Regions from separate parts of the Homo sapiens genome. Here region 2 is linked to region 1. A link is a contact called in ENCODE Hi-C or POLR2A ChIA-PET data. All regions are on one chromosome and are shown on one strand. The core of a region is the stretch at or near the end of the contact, and the rest is flanking DNA. Distances in the headings are between cores, read along the strand shown.

What was found. A loop is a pair of places that touch in the nucleus more often than their neighbours do. ChIA-PET counts read pairs that join two places held with the same protein, here RNA polymerase II (POLR2A). Pooled maps may share reads with other maps.
Region 2: a map of B cell shows a loop between it and region 1 (30-fold over the local background). The contact joins the promoter of COPZ1 here to the promoter of SMUG1 in region 1. A Hi-C loop is called at or near these places in 1 of 168 maps with a recorded cell type or tissue (B cell) and 10 of 50 pooled maps. POLR2A ChIA-PET finds 5 or more read pairs at or near these places in 7 of 52 experiments (A549, GM10248, H1 and 4 more).

The regions. Positions count from the first base shown.
Region 1 is chr12:54,185,422-54,192,931 of GRCh38, forward strand. It overlaps SMUG1 (single-strand-selective monofunctional uracil-DNA glycosylase 1), which reads right to left and starts at 3,564. Exons shown (of 4, transcript NM_001243787.2): 1 at 3,530-3,564; 2 at 2,398-2,481. It overlaps LOC105369777 (a long non-coding RNA gene), which reads left to right and starts at 3,676. Exons shown (of 3, transcript XR_944984.2): 1 at 3,676-3,781; 2 at 5,027-5,113.
Region 2 is chr12:54,322,219-54,329,728 of GRCh38, forward strand. It overlaps COPZ1 (coat protein complex I subunit zeta 1), which reads left to right and starts at 2,913. Exons shown (of 9, transcript NM_016057.3): 1 at 2,913-2,963. The coding sequence starts at 2,946. RefSeq lists an enhancer at 6,973-7,510.

The sequences.
Region 1 (7,510 bases), core at 2,314-4,813:
CGTGCCACTGCACTCAAGCCTGGGCAAAAGAGCAAGACTCCATCTCAAAAAAAAATAAAATAAAAAATAAATAAATAAATAAATAAATAAATAAATAAATAAATAAATTTGCCGGGCGCAACAGCTCATGCCTGTAATCCCAGTACTTTGGGAGGCTGAGGCAGGTGGATCACGAGGTCAGGAGTTCAAGATCAACCTGGCCAACATGGTGAAACCCCGTCTCAACTAAAAATACAAAAATTAGCTGGGCATGGTGGCACGTGCCTGTAATTCCAGCTACATGGGAGGCTGAGGCAGGAGAATTGCTTGAACCAGGACCTGGGAGGCAGAGGTTGCAGTGAGCCGAGATTGTGCCACTGCACTCCAGCCTGGGCTACAGAGGGAGACTGTCTCAAAACAAACAAACAGACGTAAGGATGGAATGAGATGTTATGTTTAGGTGAAGGGAGAAAAGAAATGGGAGAGGAAGAAGAAAGGGAAGAGAGAAGGGAGGTGGGAGGAAGGAGAAGGGAGGGGGCAGGAACATGACAGCAAGCTTTGTAAACTGCAAAGGCCATTGCTTCACTCCACTCCCATTCAAACCCAGTGTTCCAACCTGACCATTCTACTCACATTTTCAAAATGCCTTTCCTGCCTCAACTCCCAAAACCTTGCACATACCATTTCTACAGTCCAACCAAATACACTCCTGAAGTCAACCAGGACATCATCCAGCAGTCATCCAGTCAACTAGGACTGTTGATTCCCCAACCTGTCCACATATCCAAATCACTCCCATCCTTCAAAATGCAGCTCAAACCATCCCTTTGATAAAGTCTTCCCTCCTCAGAACACTGCAGTATTTGCCATAGTGTCCCAACCCCACCCCCAACACAAGTAGGTCCCGTGTGAGGCCTGGGAATCTGTGTTTTTTGTTTTGTTTTGTTTTGTTTTTTTTTTGAGACAGAATCTTGCTCTGTCGCCCAGACTGGAGTGCAGTGGCGCGATCTCAGCTCACTGCAACCTCTGCCTCCCGGGTTCAAGTGATTCTCCCACCTTAGCCTCCTGGGTACTGGGATTACAGGTGCGCAGCACCACACCCGGCTAATTTTCGTATTTTCAGTAGAGACAGGGTTTCACCATGTTGGTCAGGCTGGTCTCGAACTCCTGACCTCATGATCTGCCTGCCTCAGCCTCCCAAAGTGCTGGGATTACAAACGTGAGCTACCGTGCCCAGCCTGGGAATCTGTATTTTAAACAAGCTTCCCAGGGTGATTCTGATGGTTGGTGAAGGCTGAGAACCACTGTGTGTCACCATGGTTACCGTCGTCTTAATGAATTCCTTTTGCCTCCCCAGCTAAACTTGGGCAGATCAAGAGCCAGGCCTTGTTCAATCTCCCTCCATAAGCCCAAGGTCCTGGCCCTTATTAGGTACTCAACAAACACCTGCTCAGCAATGTCCATCTTCTTTTTCACTTTTGTTTAAAACTACCTTCTGTGCTGGGCACAGTGGCTCATGCCTGTAATCCCAGCACTTTGAGAGGCCAAGGCAGAAGAATTGCTTGAGGCCAGGAGTTCAAGACCAGCCTGGCTGACATAATGAGACCCCATCTGTAAATATAAAAATAAAATAAACAGCTTTTACCAAGGAGGCACTCCTGATGGATCCTTCTCCACTTCTATATCCTGAGTTCACTCAAGGCTTAGCTGCCCACTTTGCACTCTGCTTGTTTTCCAGACTCTGGGTCTGTGCCCATCATATGTGTGCCTCCCATGCGACAAGGACCATTGTCATTCCTTCCTCTCAACTTTCTGCCTGGGTCAGGAGTGACTTCTCCAAGATAAGAACTCAAGGTTGACACAACAGCTCGATAAACCTATTTTCTCACCCTAGCCTAGGGGAAGTGGGAGAGAAAAGAAATCAGAGGCCCAACTTAGGAAGTCCTTCCCTGACTGTCTCAGTAGTCTTTAACTGATCTGTTGTCCAGGTGGCTACCCAGGACAAACTGGGCTCATACAAAAGCTGAGAAGGGTGCTGTGGAGAACGCCAGTGTTTCAGGGGACCTTGCTTTGCATCTCCCCATGCAACACCAACATTAGCAGATTGGCTGCTCCAGCTCTAGAATCTCGAGAAGTCTTGAGCCCACCTTTGACATTTAGACACCTGTGTTGGAAACAGCAAGGCTGGGGAAAAGAGTGGCAAGATACTACTTTCATTGTTCCATAACTTCAAAGCCTGATCTCATAGCAAGAGCCACAGGCTGGAAGTCAATTGATTTGAATTCTACTCCTGTTTCATCTCTAAGAAGGTTCTCTTGAGCAACTCATTTAACTCTCTTCTCTATGGAAAATCACATACTCCATCCAACCTACCACCTGTTAACTCATTTTTTTTTTCAATACTTATGAGTCTCTTACATGACAGGCACTGCAGCAGTCTCTTGATGAGGAAGAAATCCAAAAAGAGTAAAATGTAGGCCAGGCTTTCTGTAAGCTCATAATCTGCTGTGAGGGCAAATAAACAACTAACTGTAATACAGTGTGATGTGAGCTTTAATACCCGGAACAAAACACTAAGAGAACCCAAAGGAGGAACTTGTAAGTTCTACCCAAAGTCGCCCCAAGAGCCAGAGGCTTAAGAAATGTAGATATTTTATAAAATACGGTGTCATACTACATTAAGCACAAAGACAGCGGAGTTGGACCAAGCGATAAGGCTGACCACCAAGGGCCGACTTCAGACTGATGTCAGACTTCTCTGACATCAAATCCGGGAAGTGAGGAAGGAATCGAAATCACATATGCACTCCCCTGTCCTTTGGAGGCACTCCGGGAGTCCAGGGACAATAATAAATATCCTTAAACGAAATAATAATAATAATAATAATAATAATAAATAATAATAATAATAATAATAATAATAATAATAATAATAATAATGCATAGGCCGGGCGCGGTGGCTCACACCCGTAATCCGAGCACTTTGGGAGGCCGAGGCGGGCGGATCACGAGGTCAGGACTTCGAGACCAGCCTGACCAACATGGTGAAACCCAGTCTCTACTAAATACAAAAATTAGCTGGGCATGGTGGCGCGCGCCTGTAATCCCACCTACTCGGGAGGCTGAGGCAGAAGAATCGCTTGAACCCGGGAGGCGGAGGCTGCAGTGAGCTGAGATCGCGCCATTGCACTCCAGCCTGGAATTCAGAGCAAAATTCCGTCTCAGAAAAATAAATAAATAAACAATAATAATAATAAAGCATAAACTCAAAAAGACCATTTCATCTGGTTCCAAAGGGGCCGACTACTAAGGCACCATACAAAACCTCCGGGGGCGCCCGCTGGCTCCGGCCGACTGGAAAGCCTTGATCCTGCAGACCTCCCAGGCGGTTTCATAGGCTGGGCTCTCCCTGCACTGAGTCTTACCCCATACGGAGGGAGGGACCCCAAAATATAGAAATTCTAACCACCCTCTCGGCTCAGCCCCGACGACCCTGGGAGCCGTCAACTTGCCCCCACAGTCCCGGATTCCCAGCCCCCTACTTCCTCACCTGGTCCAGCTCCCCATCCCGTTTCCGGTTCCTTTCCCCCACCCCAAACCCAACCCCCGGCGCTAAGGACAGTGGGAGTCGTAGTCTACATTGTTTAGGGAAGGAGATTGGCGTACCCGCAGCCACTTCCGCCGGAAATGCTCCAATCCCGGAAGGCGCACTAAATTAGCCCTAAAGATCGCTGGGAATTGTAGTTTAATCTTTCCATCAGCGTTAAATCAGGAAGTCTTGAGAAGTGAAAAGCCACAGCCTGTAAGTACCTAGGAAATCCTGGGTTCTATCCCTAAAGGGCATCGCCCTTCCAAAAGTTCATTCACTATTTTCCCAAAGGGATTGCAAATCAGGAAGCTTCAACCATCCCCAATCCCTCACCCACCTGAAGGTATTAACAATAGCTAAAGACCATTGCTAGGCCCCCTGCCACCGTGGGTATAAGAGACTTCTCCTTTGCAGCCTGCCATTACTTATACAGAACATCCACGAAGACATTTCTGGTAGCTCCTAACAACTTTTTAGCAAGGGGCATCCCCCATTACTGTCCAAGCCCATCTCCAGAGTGTCACCATTTTGACTTCTTTCTCTGCCTTGCTATCTGCCCAACCCTATAACCTCAGTATTAGTCAAGAGTTTTCCAGAGAACAGAACTAACAGGATATCTATCTATATGACGAGATTTATTCCAAGAATTGGCTCACAGGATTGTGGAGGCCAAGAAGTCCCACAGTCTCCCGCTCTGCTGTCTATACACTGGAGAACCAGGAAAACAGGTGGTATAATTCAGGAAAGTCCAAAGCAGGGGAGGAGGCTCACTGCTAAGTCCCAGAGCCTGAAGGACGAAGAACCAGGAACTCCAATGATGTCCAAAGGCAGGTAAAATAGATGTCCCAGCTCATGAAGAAAGAGAATTTGCCTTCCTCCACTCTTTTGTTCTACTGGCCCCCAAGGGATTGGATGGTTCCCACCCATATTAATGAGGGTGATCTTCTTAGTCTACCAATTCAAATGCAAATCTCTTCCAGAAACACTCCACAGACATATCCAGAAATAATGTTTTACCAGCTATCTGGGTGTCCCTTAGACCACTCAAGTAGACACATAAAGTTAGCTATCACTCTTCCATCCAAATCTTCTCCCTCAAATACTTTGTCCAGGAAGGCTTCCCTGATCAATCCTCATCCCATGGCTGCACCTAACAGTCCATTCCCCCACCATTCCCCCATCCCAATATCTATGTCCAAATCTGTCCTATTCCTAGTTTTGTTCTTGTGCTCTATCTGGGTCTGGTTCTGTGTCGTGACTCTAAAACTTTCATTAGACTGGGAACCCCCTAAGGTTAGTTATCTTCTATATTCCTCCCACCCCACAATCTCCACACACCTTAGCACAGCCAAGGCTCTAATCACAGAAGCAAGGTCTCCCTGTGAGTGGTAGAAAAGGAGACCTATAAACCCCAGAACAGGAAGAAGTGAGAGAAAAAGGATGCTATTCCCTTCCCAGGACTTGTCTGATCTCCTATCAACAAAAACTTAATGGGTGCAGTAGGAGCTTCAGGGAGCTGTGAGCAGTGACCTGCTGACATCAAGGGTGAGAAACTACCCTGACCCTTGCAAGACTTTGGAAATGGAATTAATCATCCACCTCATGAAGCCCATAATTTCCTGAGCTTTAATTTTTACCAGATCCTCTCCCTCTCTGTGTCTCTCTCTGCCTATGTTATTTGCCCCTCTCTACTTATGTAAATTTATCTCTATTTCTAGTCTCTTGTGTAGCTTTCTCTCTGTATCTGCAGGTCTCTGTCTCCCTCTGTGAACATCTCCCTGTTTCTGCTTCTTACCCTAGAATGACTGGAATAAGAGAATCTGAGCTTCTAGAACAAGTTCCCCCATCTCTGTGTGTCTATGTATTTCTGTGTTTCTGACCAAAAATAAGGTGAAGGGACCTCATTGTGGTGTCATCTCATTGCTTAAAAATTCCAGGATTTCCACCATCCCTTGGACAACCCTCCTGTCCACCCCGACCCCTCTGTCACTTGCTTGCCCAGCACTTCTGTTCTAGTTTGTCATCTTGGCAGCCCCTCCACATTCAAAGTCTGCTTCTGGCAGAACAATAATGAGTGAAATGAGTAACAGGCAAGCAGAGATCCCCCAGGACCTCCACCTCCCCACCCCTGATTTCAATTTCCTAGAAGACTTGAATAACTGTTTCTGTCCCTATAAGCCCATCCACCCCAGGGAACCCAGAGATAGGAAGTCCAGATATAAGGAGAAACTGAGGCTTAGGCAGCCCACAGTGAGTCCCTACAGCCAATGTCAGAGGGGCCTGGGGCCTTCTCTCTCTCTAGTCCATGCTATTCCTCCCCGCCCAGTGAGTCACTCCCAGGAAAGATGGAGGTGAGGCGCTCTCCTGAAGTAGGCGTGCTTAGAAACAGGGACCCTGAGGCTTTCAAGAGATAGAGCCCAAGAGATGAAACATGGGCTTGGGTGCAGCCCTTCCAACCAGTCTCTTCCATTTATTAGTCTTCATGTCTTCTGGGAAGTCTTCAGGAGGCTGCTGACTGTGATTTACGGGTAGAGCCTTGTGGGGCAGGAACAGAAGATGACCCAGGTTATCGCCTGGGTAAGAGCCTAGAGAGTTGAGTCACCGGTCCTGGGGCAGGGCTCCAGGCATACCCACCAGCCAGCCCCTCTGTCCTGAGCCCGGGAGGGAAGGGGTTAACCGGCTCACTTGTTTTTTTTTTTTTTTTTTTGTTTCCTCGGGCTGCTGGAGCTGTGTTGGGCCATGAGCGCCATCTATCGGCCTCTTTGGGTCCTAGCTCCGACTCTGCTCACTTGGGCTGCTAGGCGGATCTTTCAGCCTTTCCCTTGCCTCGCCGCTTCTCACGGGGAAGGGCTGTCTAGCTGCGGGGCCTCCCACTGCACAAAACAAAGGTCGGGAATTGGAGAAGGTGAAGGCCATGTTTCCCCCTTCATAGATACTAAGTTTCACCCTGTTCAGCTCCCACTCACTGTTTCTGACATGGGGAGCCCCAAAGGGGGTTCTGGTGTTTAACTTTCAGTGTAGCCACCTTCCCCACTTCCACTACACTGGGTCCTGTCCCGATTAGCCCAACAAACATCAAAAGAGCATAGGACAGTGAAGACAGCATAGCAGAGGCCTCAGGACTTTGGGCTCTGGAATCAGACTGCTGCGTTTGAATCCAAGCTCTGCCACTTACTCATGGTGACCTTGGGCATGCTACTTAATTTCTCTGTGCCTCAGTTATCTCAGTTGTAAAATGGGATAATCATTGTAATCTCTATCTTCTTTTGTGATGTTTAAATGACTTAATTACATTAAGTGCTTATTACAGAATTTGGGCTCCACAAAGGGTAGTTATTGCTGTTGCTCTGCCAGGGTCTCAGGCAGATGATAGTCTGAGTACCCAAGACCCAGTCCATGAAGCCCTATCAGACACACAAGCACGGAGGACAAGACTGGGGAGCTCATCCTGTAGATTTCCCAAAGACAGTGACCTGCATGCAGGGTTAGGTTTGGAGTTGGAAGTTCAGGATTGCAAGGAAAGTAACTCTTCAGGTCTCCAAGGTCAGCAGAAGTTGGGATAAGGAGGTCACAGCAAGAAAGAACCTGAAGTAAAGATGTAGGAAGGAAATGCATTAAGGAAGAAGCATTAACAGGCCCTTTAAAGGGCCCTGATTTGGGGAAGGGAAAAGGGCTCCTTGATGTGTGAGTTAAGCAAGGGCCACTGCATCCCAAGGACATGTCCTTGGCACAGATGCAAAAGTCTCCAGACTTGATCAGATTCCCCATGCCTCCCCATTCCATCTGTGGGGACTTAACACTCCATGTCTTTTCCTCAGCCTAGTGAGGAGGGGCACTTACAAAGAGAGAAAGCTATCTGCAGGGCCCACAACCAGAGGAGCTAGGCTGTGAGTTCATCCATTTGTGTCCTTTTTTTTTTTTTTTTTTTTTTTTTGAGACAGG
Region 2 (7,510 bases), core at 1,663-4,162, 140 kb after region 1:
CCATGCCCAGCTACTTCATAAGGATTTTAAAAAATGTATTCAATAATGTATTTAAAGATTTAGCACCGTGCCTGGCACATAATAAGTGGGCAGTAAATGTTAGTATTACCTTTAAGCTGCAAAGCCAATGACAACCCACTGACTGTGATGCCAGGCACAGTAAATGTGTGAACAACTCTCCTTGAGGAATAAAAGGACAAGCCTTCACTTCTTCCAGATATAAGGCTTAACACCTGGTATTCCACCAGAAATTCACCTTCTGTCAGAGTACACTGTAGGTCTATAATTTGCATTGTATTGTTCAATTTTTTATTTTATCTTATTTTTATATACAGACTGGGTCTCCCTGTGTTGTCGAGGCTGGAATGCAGTGGCTATTCCCAGGCACAATCACTGCGCACTACGGCCTCGAACTCTTGGGCTCAAGCATCCTCCTGCCTCAGCCCCTGGGGTAATTGGTACTACAGGCACATGCCACAGCGCCCTTGTATTGTATTGTTTTATGTTTCCTTGATTCTACTCCGACTATTAGAAAAATTCCTGGGTGGCTGGGCCCGGTGGCTCACGCCTGTAATCCCAGCACTTTGGGAGGCCAAGGCGGGTGGATCATCTGAGGTCCGGAGTTCGAGACCAGCCTGGCCAGTATGGCGAAACCCCGTCTCTACTAAAAGTACAAAAATTAGCCAGGGGTGGCAGGCGCCTGTAATCCCAGCTACAAGGGAGGCTGAGGTGGCAGGGAGAATCGCTTGCAACCGGGAGGCGGAGGTTACAGTGAGCCAAAATCACACCACTGCACTCCAGCCTGGCGACAGAGAGAGACTCCGTCTTAAAAAAAAAAAAAAAAAAAAAAAGGCCGGGTGCAGCAGTGGCTCACGCCTGTAATCCCAGCACTCTGGGAGGCCGAGGCGGGCGGATCACGAGGTCAGGAGATGGAGACCATCCTGGCTAACACGGTGAAACCCCGTCTCTACTAAAAATACAAAAAATCAGCCAGGCGTGGTGGTGGGCGCCTGTGGTCCCAGCTACTCTGGAGGCTGAGGCAGGAGAATGGCGTGAACCCGGGAGGCGGAGCTTGCAGTGAGCCGAGATTGAGCCACTGCACTCCAGCCTGGGGGACAGAGCGAGACTCCGTCTCAAAAAAGAAAAATTCCTGGGTAAGTTTGGAATCTCTTCTTGGAGGGCTCCTAAGGATATAATTTTCAGAGATGAGGGAAAAAATCCCTTTAGGATAATTAAGGTAATAGGTGTCCCTGCCCTAAGAGGAGTCAGGGATCAGGAAACCAAGGGATAGGGGAAAGCCAAGCTTCATCAAAATCATTCCCTATTGTGAAATTCTTGCATTCAGTAAACTTCTCTTTTCTCATTTTGCAACGCCTCATTTCTTTCCTCTCCTTTCTTTCCTTCTCTTTCTTTCTTTCTTTCTTTCTTTCTTTCTTTCTTTCTTTCTTTCCTTCCTTCCTTCCTTCCTTCCTTTCTTTCTTTCTTTTCTTTCTTTCTCCTTTTCTTTTCTCTTCTCTTCTCCTTTTCTTTTCTTTTCTTTTTTTTTTGAGATGGAATTTCGCTCTTGTTGCCCAGGCTGGAGTGCAATGACGAGATCTCGCCTCACCTCAACCTCCGCCTCCCAGGTTCAAGTGAGTCTCCTGGTTCAGCCTCCCGAGTAGCTGGGATTACAGGCATGTTCCACCACGCCCGGCTAATTTTGTATATATGTATATTTTTTGAGACGGAGTCTCGCTCTGTCACCCAGGTTGGAGTGCAGTGGCGCGATCTCAGCTCACTGCAAACTCCGCCTCCTGGGTTCACGCCATTGTCCTGCCTCAGCCTCCAGAGTAGCAGGGACTACAGGCGCCCGCCACCCACGCCCGGCTAATTTTTTGTATTTTTAGTAGAGACGGGGTTTCACTATGTTAGTCAGGATGGTCTTGATCTCCTGATCTCGTGATCCGCCCGCCTCGGCCTCCCAAAGTACTGGGATTACAGGTGTGAGCCATCACGCTCGGCCTGTATTTTTTTTTTTTAGTAGAGACGGGGTTTCTCCATGTTGGTCAGGTTGGTTTCAAACTCCCGACCTCAGATGATCCGCTCGCCTCGGCCTCCCAAAGTGCTGGGATTACAGGCTTGAGCCACCGCGCCCAGGCACAACGGCTTGTTTCTATTGGAAAACCCCAGAATTTACTCCCTATAACCCCTCTCTTATTCTAATCCCATCCCTTTCCCCGTTTGTCCCGCAAACCCCATCTCCAAAGCCGATTTCACGTTGAGCTCAAGTTGGCCTTTACAAACTGACTTCTCATGTTCCTCAGGCCCAGCAAAGCCTGGAACTCCACCTTAGGGAGATTGTTATTGCGACTATCAACTCCTGGCAGCCTTGGTTTATGTAGTTAACATGTTGGGCCTTTCTTGGCTCTACTCTATGGTTGTGCAGACTTTCTGTGAGGATGCTGAAGTGACCTGAGCGAGCATGAGGGAAGGGCTAGCCACAGAGATCATGGACCTAATGCGGGCGCTGAAAATAGGGATTAGGGCAGGATTCCGGTTAGAAAGCGCCAGTGTTAAAGGCTAAGGAGACACAGCGCCCCCTAAAGAGGGTGCGGTTTAAAAATCGCTAAATCAGTCCGACAATATCACGTGTCCTCGGCCCTACCAATTGAAAATTAACAATCGCTTCTTCTGTTCCCCATGGAAACAACCCCGCCCCACTAACCCTCCCGCCCCAATGAGTCGTGAGGTTTTGGCGTTTTATTGAGTATTCAAGCTGACAATCAAACACCTGAGCCTTCTGGTTGGACACTTTGCTTCCGGTAAGCAAGCTAGTACAATAATTGGCCAATAAAGCAAGCCTTACCCAATGATCCTTATCCTAGGCGGGGCCTAATGGGAACGTATGGCCAATCAGCGGCGGCGTTTCTTTTGCGGCTCCACGTCGGCACCAGCTGCGGGGCAAGATGGAGGCGCTGATTTTGGTAGGAGCTGGAGGGGCAGCAGAGATGCTGTGGTGTCCACAGGGGCCGGGAGTCAGGGTTCAGCCCGAGTGGGAGACGGGGAAAGAGAGTTCCGGGTAATTCTTGGGGACTGAGCGTTCTGCTGACCTTTGGAATAAGTGTGTGGCCTAGTGTAGGAGCTAAAGCCTTGGTTTAGAGTAGGAAGCCCTGCCGGGGAGAGGGCATAGAGTCGGTGGAAAGTTGAAGGCAGCACATGGACTCCTTAGGATACACAGACCTGTAGGCGTACTGGATTAGGACCCTTCAGGTTGCCCCTTATTTTTAGCATTGTGGATGATACCCTGATTTTAATTTACCAAACCACCAAACTCGCCCCATATTGTAAGAAAAGAATACAGATGTTTTGTCGTTACAGACTCCTCCTGATGGTTTCCCAAGTTTGACTCTCCATTGCCGATTCCCTGCCACATTCCTTCAGGAAACTGTTTTGTCTTCGGTTTCCTGTTAATCCCTATTATATAGGTTTGTCAAATAATCAGTATTCCATCAAAGTTCTGGGATACCTGATAAAGTTAGCATGGATTGTGGAATATTTTTTCTAGACTCCTTATTCTGTTCTCCTTTTCTCTACCCATTTAGACCTTAGGAATTCTTTTTTTTTTTTTTTTTTTTTGAGACCGAGCCTTGCTCTGTCACCCAGGCTGGAGTGCGCACGTGGCGCGATCTTGGCTCACTGCAATCTCCACCTCCCGGGTTCAAGCTATTCTCTTGCCTCAGCCTCCCGCGTAGTTGGGACTATAGGCGCGTGCCACCACGCCCGGCTATTTTTTTTGTATTTTTAGTAGAGACGTGGTTTCACCATGTTGGCCAGGCTGGTTTCGAACTCCTGACCTCAAGTGATCCGCCCGCCTCGGCCTCCCAAAGTGCTAGGATTACAGGCTTGAACCACCGCGCCTGGCCAGGAATTATTATTATTATTATTATTATTATTATTTTTGAGACGGAGTCTCACTCTGTCGCCCAGGCTGGAGTGCAGTGGTACGATCTCGGCTCACTGCAAGCTCCGCCTCCCGGGTTCACGCCATTCTTCTGCCTCAGCCTCCGGAGTGGCTGGGACTACAGGCGCTCGCCACCACTCCCGGCTAATTTTTTGTATTTTTTAGTAGAGACGGAGTTTCACCGTGTTAGCCAGGATGGTCTCGATCTCCTGACCTCGTAATCCACCCGCCTCGGCCTCCCAAAGTGCTGGGATTACAGGCGTGAGCCACTGCGCCGGGCCAGGAATTCTTATTGTATGATCTAGGATGCTAATTTCTCCCTCTCTGGTTACATGAGAATTGTGGTCGCTAAAGGGCTGTATTAGCCCTCTTGTCCATATGATGCTTTATGCTTGTTCTAACAAATAAAATACCTGTTACCCCTTTTTAGAACTGGACCAGAGAATTTCTCTCAAAAGTGCCCTATTTTGCGATTTGGAGGGGTGTGTGTGTGTGTGTGTGTGTGTGTGTGTGTGTGTGTGTAGGTAGGTAGGTAGTATAGTGTAGGAATTTAACTCCCAGCCTTCTTCCTTAATTGGCTTGAACTCTAGGCCTCTTTCCAAAGAAGCTTGTCTTTTATTTTCCTTCAGATCTCCTAAGCATACACATTCAGATCCTCATCAGATAAAAGAATAACAGGTTTTAATTCCTCTCTTTCAGTTAAAGACAGTTAATTCCTTATGTCGGTTGGTCAAATATAGGTAAAAAGCTTAAAATCTGAGTAGTTTTAAATATTTTCTGTACCAAGCAGTTAACAAGTATTCTTTTTTTTTTTTTTTTTTTTTTTTTTTTTTTTTTTTTGAGATAGAGTCTGGCTGTGTTGCCCAGGCTGGGGTGCAGTGGTGCAATCTTGGCTCACTGCAACCTCCGCCTCCCAGAATCAAGCAATTCTCATGCCTCAGCTTCCTGAGTAGCTGGGGTTACAGGCACGCGCCACCATGCCCAGCTAATTTTTGTATTTTTAGTAGAAACAGGGTTTCTCCATGTTTGCCAGGCTGGTCTAGTCTTGAACTCCTGACCTCAAGTGATCTGCCTGCCTTGGCCTCCCAAAGTGCTGGGATTACAGGTGTGAGTCACTGCACCCCGGCCAGTTAGCAAGTTTTTTTTTTTTTTTTTGGAAACAGAGTCTCGCTGTGTCACCCAGGCTGGAGTGCAGTGGTGTGATCTCACCTCACTGCAACCTCTGCCTCCTGGGTTGAAGCAATTTCTCCTGCCTCAGCCTCACGAGTAGCTGGGACTACAGGCACGTGCTGCCACACCTGGCTAACTTTTTTGTATTTTAGTAGAGACGGTTTCACTGTGTTGCCCAGGCTGGTCTTGAACTCTTGAGCTCAGGCAATCCACCTGCCTCAGCCTCCCAAAGTGCTAGGATTATAGGAGTGAGCCACCGTGCCCGGCAGCAAGTATTCTTAATCAAGAGGTTGAGTGCAGTGGCTCATGCCTGTAATCCCAGCACTGTAAGAGGCTGAGGCAGGAGGATCGCTTGAGCCTGGGAGTTTGAGGCTGCAGTGAGCTATGATTGTGCCACTGCACTCCAGCATGGGTGACAAAGCCAGACCCTGTCTCTAAAAAAATAAGAATAAAAAACCTCCCCCTAAACCCAATTAGCAGACTAGGATAGATTCTAGGGAATTGGTTTTTTTGGAAGTTTTTAGACTTACCTATATATGTTTAGAAGGGAGCCTGCTTAAAGGTAAAGGAATGAGGAAGATAATAATTGGGGAGCCCTTTTAACAATGGGCCTGTGTGTAGTGGGTAAGCTGGGGGAGTTATATGTGAAAGTATCTCTGTCGGGCGCAGTGCAGTGGCTCATGCCTGTAATCCTAGCACTTTGGGAGGCTGAGGTGGGCGGATCACTTGAGGTCAGGAGTTCGAAACCAGCCTGGCCAACATGGTGAAACCATGTCTCTACTAAAAATACAAAAAAAAATAGCTGGGCGTGGTGGCACGAGCCTATAGTCCCAACTACTCAGGAGGCTGAGGCAGGAGAATCACTTGAGCCAGGGAGGCAGAGGTTGCAGTGAGCCGAGATCGCGCCACTGCACTCCAGCCCAGGCGACAGTGTTAGACTCCATCTCAAAAAAAAAAAAAAGGCCGGGCACGGTGGCTCACGCCTGTAAATCCAGCACTTTGGGAGGCCGAGGTGGGCGGATCACGAGGTCAGGAGTTGGAGACCAGCCTGACCAACATGGTGAAACCCGGTCTCTGCTAAAAATACAAAACTTAGCTGGGCGTGGCCACGCCTGTAATCCCAGCTACTCAGGAAGCTGAGGCAAGAGAATCACTTGAACCTGGGAGGCAGAGGTCGCGGTGAGCCGAGATGCGCCACTGCACTCCAGCCTGGGTGACAGAGCAAGGCTCTGTCTCAGAAAAGTTAAAGAAAAAGAAAGTCTCTCTGTCACATTTCTCTTCCCTTAGTTCTCTGTCTCTGCTTCTTCAGTGAAGTCTGTTTCAGCCTGCTTCTTCCTTATTCTTTTGCTTTAATCTATGCCTAATAGGCTGCATTCACAGATCCCTGCTAACTTGATCAGGTAACCCTGGACTTTGCTTTTAAAACCACACTGGTTCTTTGTTATGGGAAACCTATGTAATGCGGTTAGGGACAATCTGATCAAAGCATATTCTTCTGTCCTTAACTCTACAAGGTACATACATAGCTGCAGGATGTCGAGAAAAAGGGACAGGTAAGCTACAGGGGGTCAAGAAGAACTGTTGATCAAAGTTTGCATTGATTGTGGAATTTCTAAATAACAGTAAGTTCCCTTCTTTTAGGTACTTTACAGTGGGTCACATGGTCACATTTCTTTCTTGAATTAAGTAATCCAGCTCTAGCTTTCAAGCAGATTTGTCTAATCTCTCTCAGGTCTCCTTAGGCTCTAAGGAAAGAGACCCTTTCATCTCTTTTAGTTCCCAATGCTTAATAATAGTGATCTCAGCCTGCATCTTTGGACTTGGCTTCTTCTCTCTTGCTGTATCTGCTGGTTCTCGCTTTTTGAGTTGTGAATGAAGAGGATCTCTGCAGATCACCATTCTCCATTAATAACCTGTGGAATCTTAAAGATAAGGATTTCCCCTTCCTCCTTCCTGCTTTACTTTTTTTCTTTAAAGCTGAATTACTCGGGCCGGGCTCGGTGGCTCACACCTGTAATCCTGAGGTGAGTGGATCACCTGAGGTCAGGAGTTCAAGACCAGCCTGACCAACATGGTGAAACCCGTCTCTGCTAAAAATACAAAAATTAGCTGGGCGTGGTGGCATGCGCTTGTAATCCCCAGCTACACGGGAGACTGAGGCAGGAGAATCGCTTGAACCTGGGAGGCGGAGGTTGCAGTGAGCCGAGGGCCATTGCACTCCAGCCTGGGCAAAAAGTGAAACTCTGTCTTAAAAAACAAACAAAACTGAATTCTGTATCGGTTTAGATCTTTAAATCTTTGTTCATAGGTTTTATTTTTCCTAATCCTCTCTGGATTCACTTTCAGAGTGCTTCTCCAGTGCTTTACAGACTAGACTTCTAATTCTGTACTTTGTCTTAC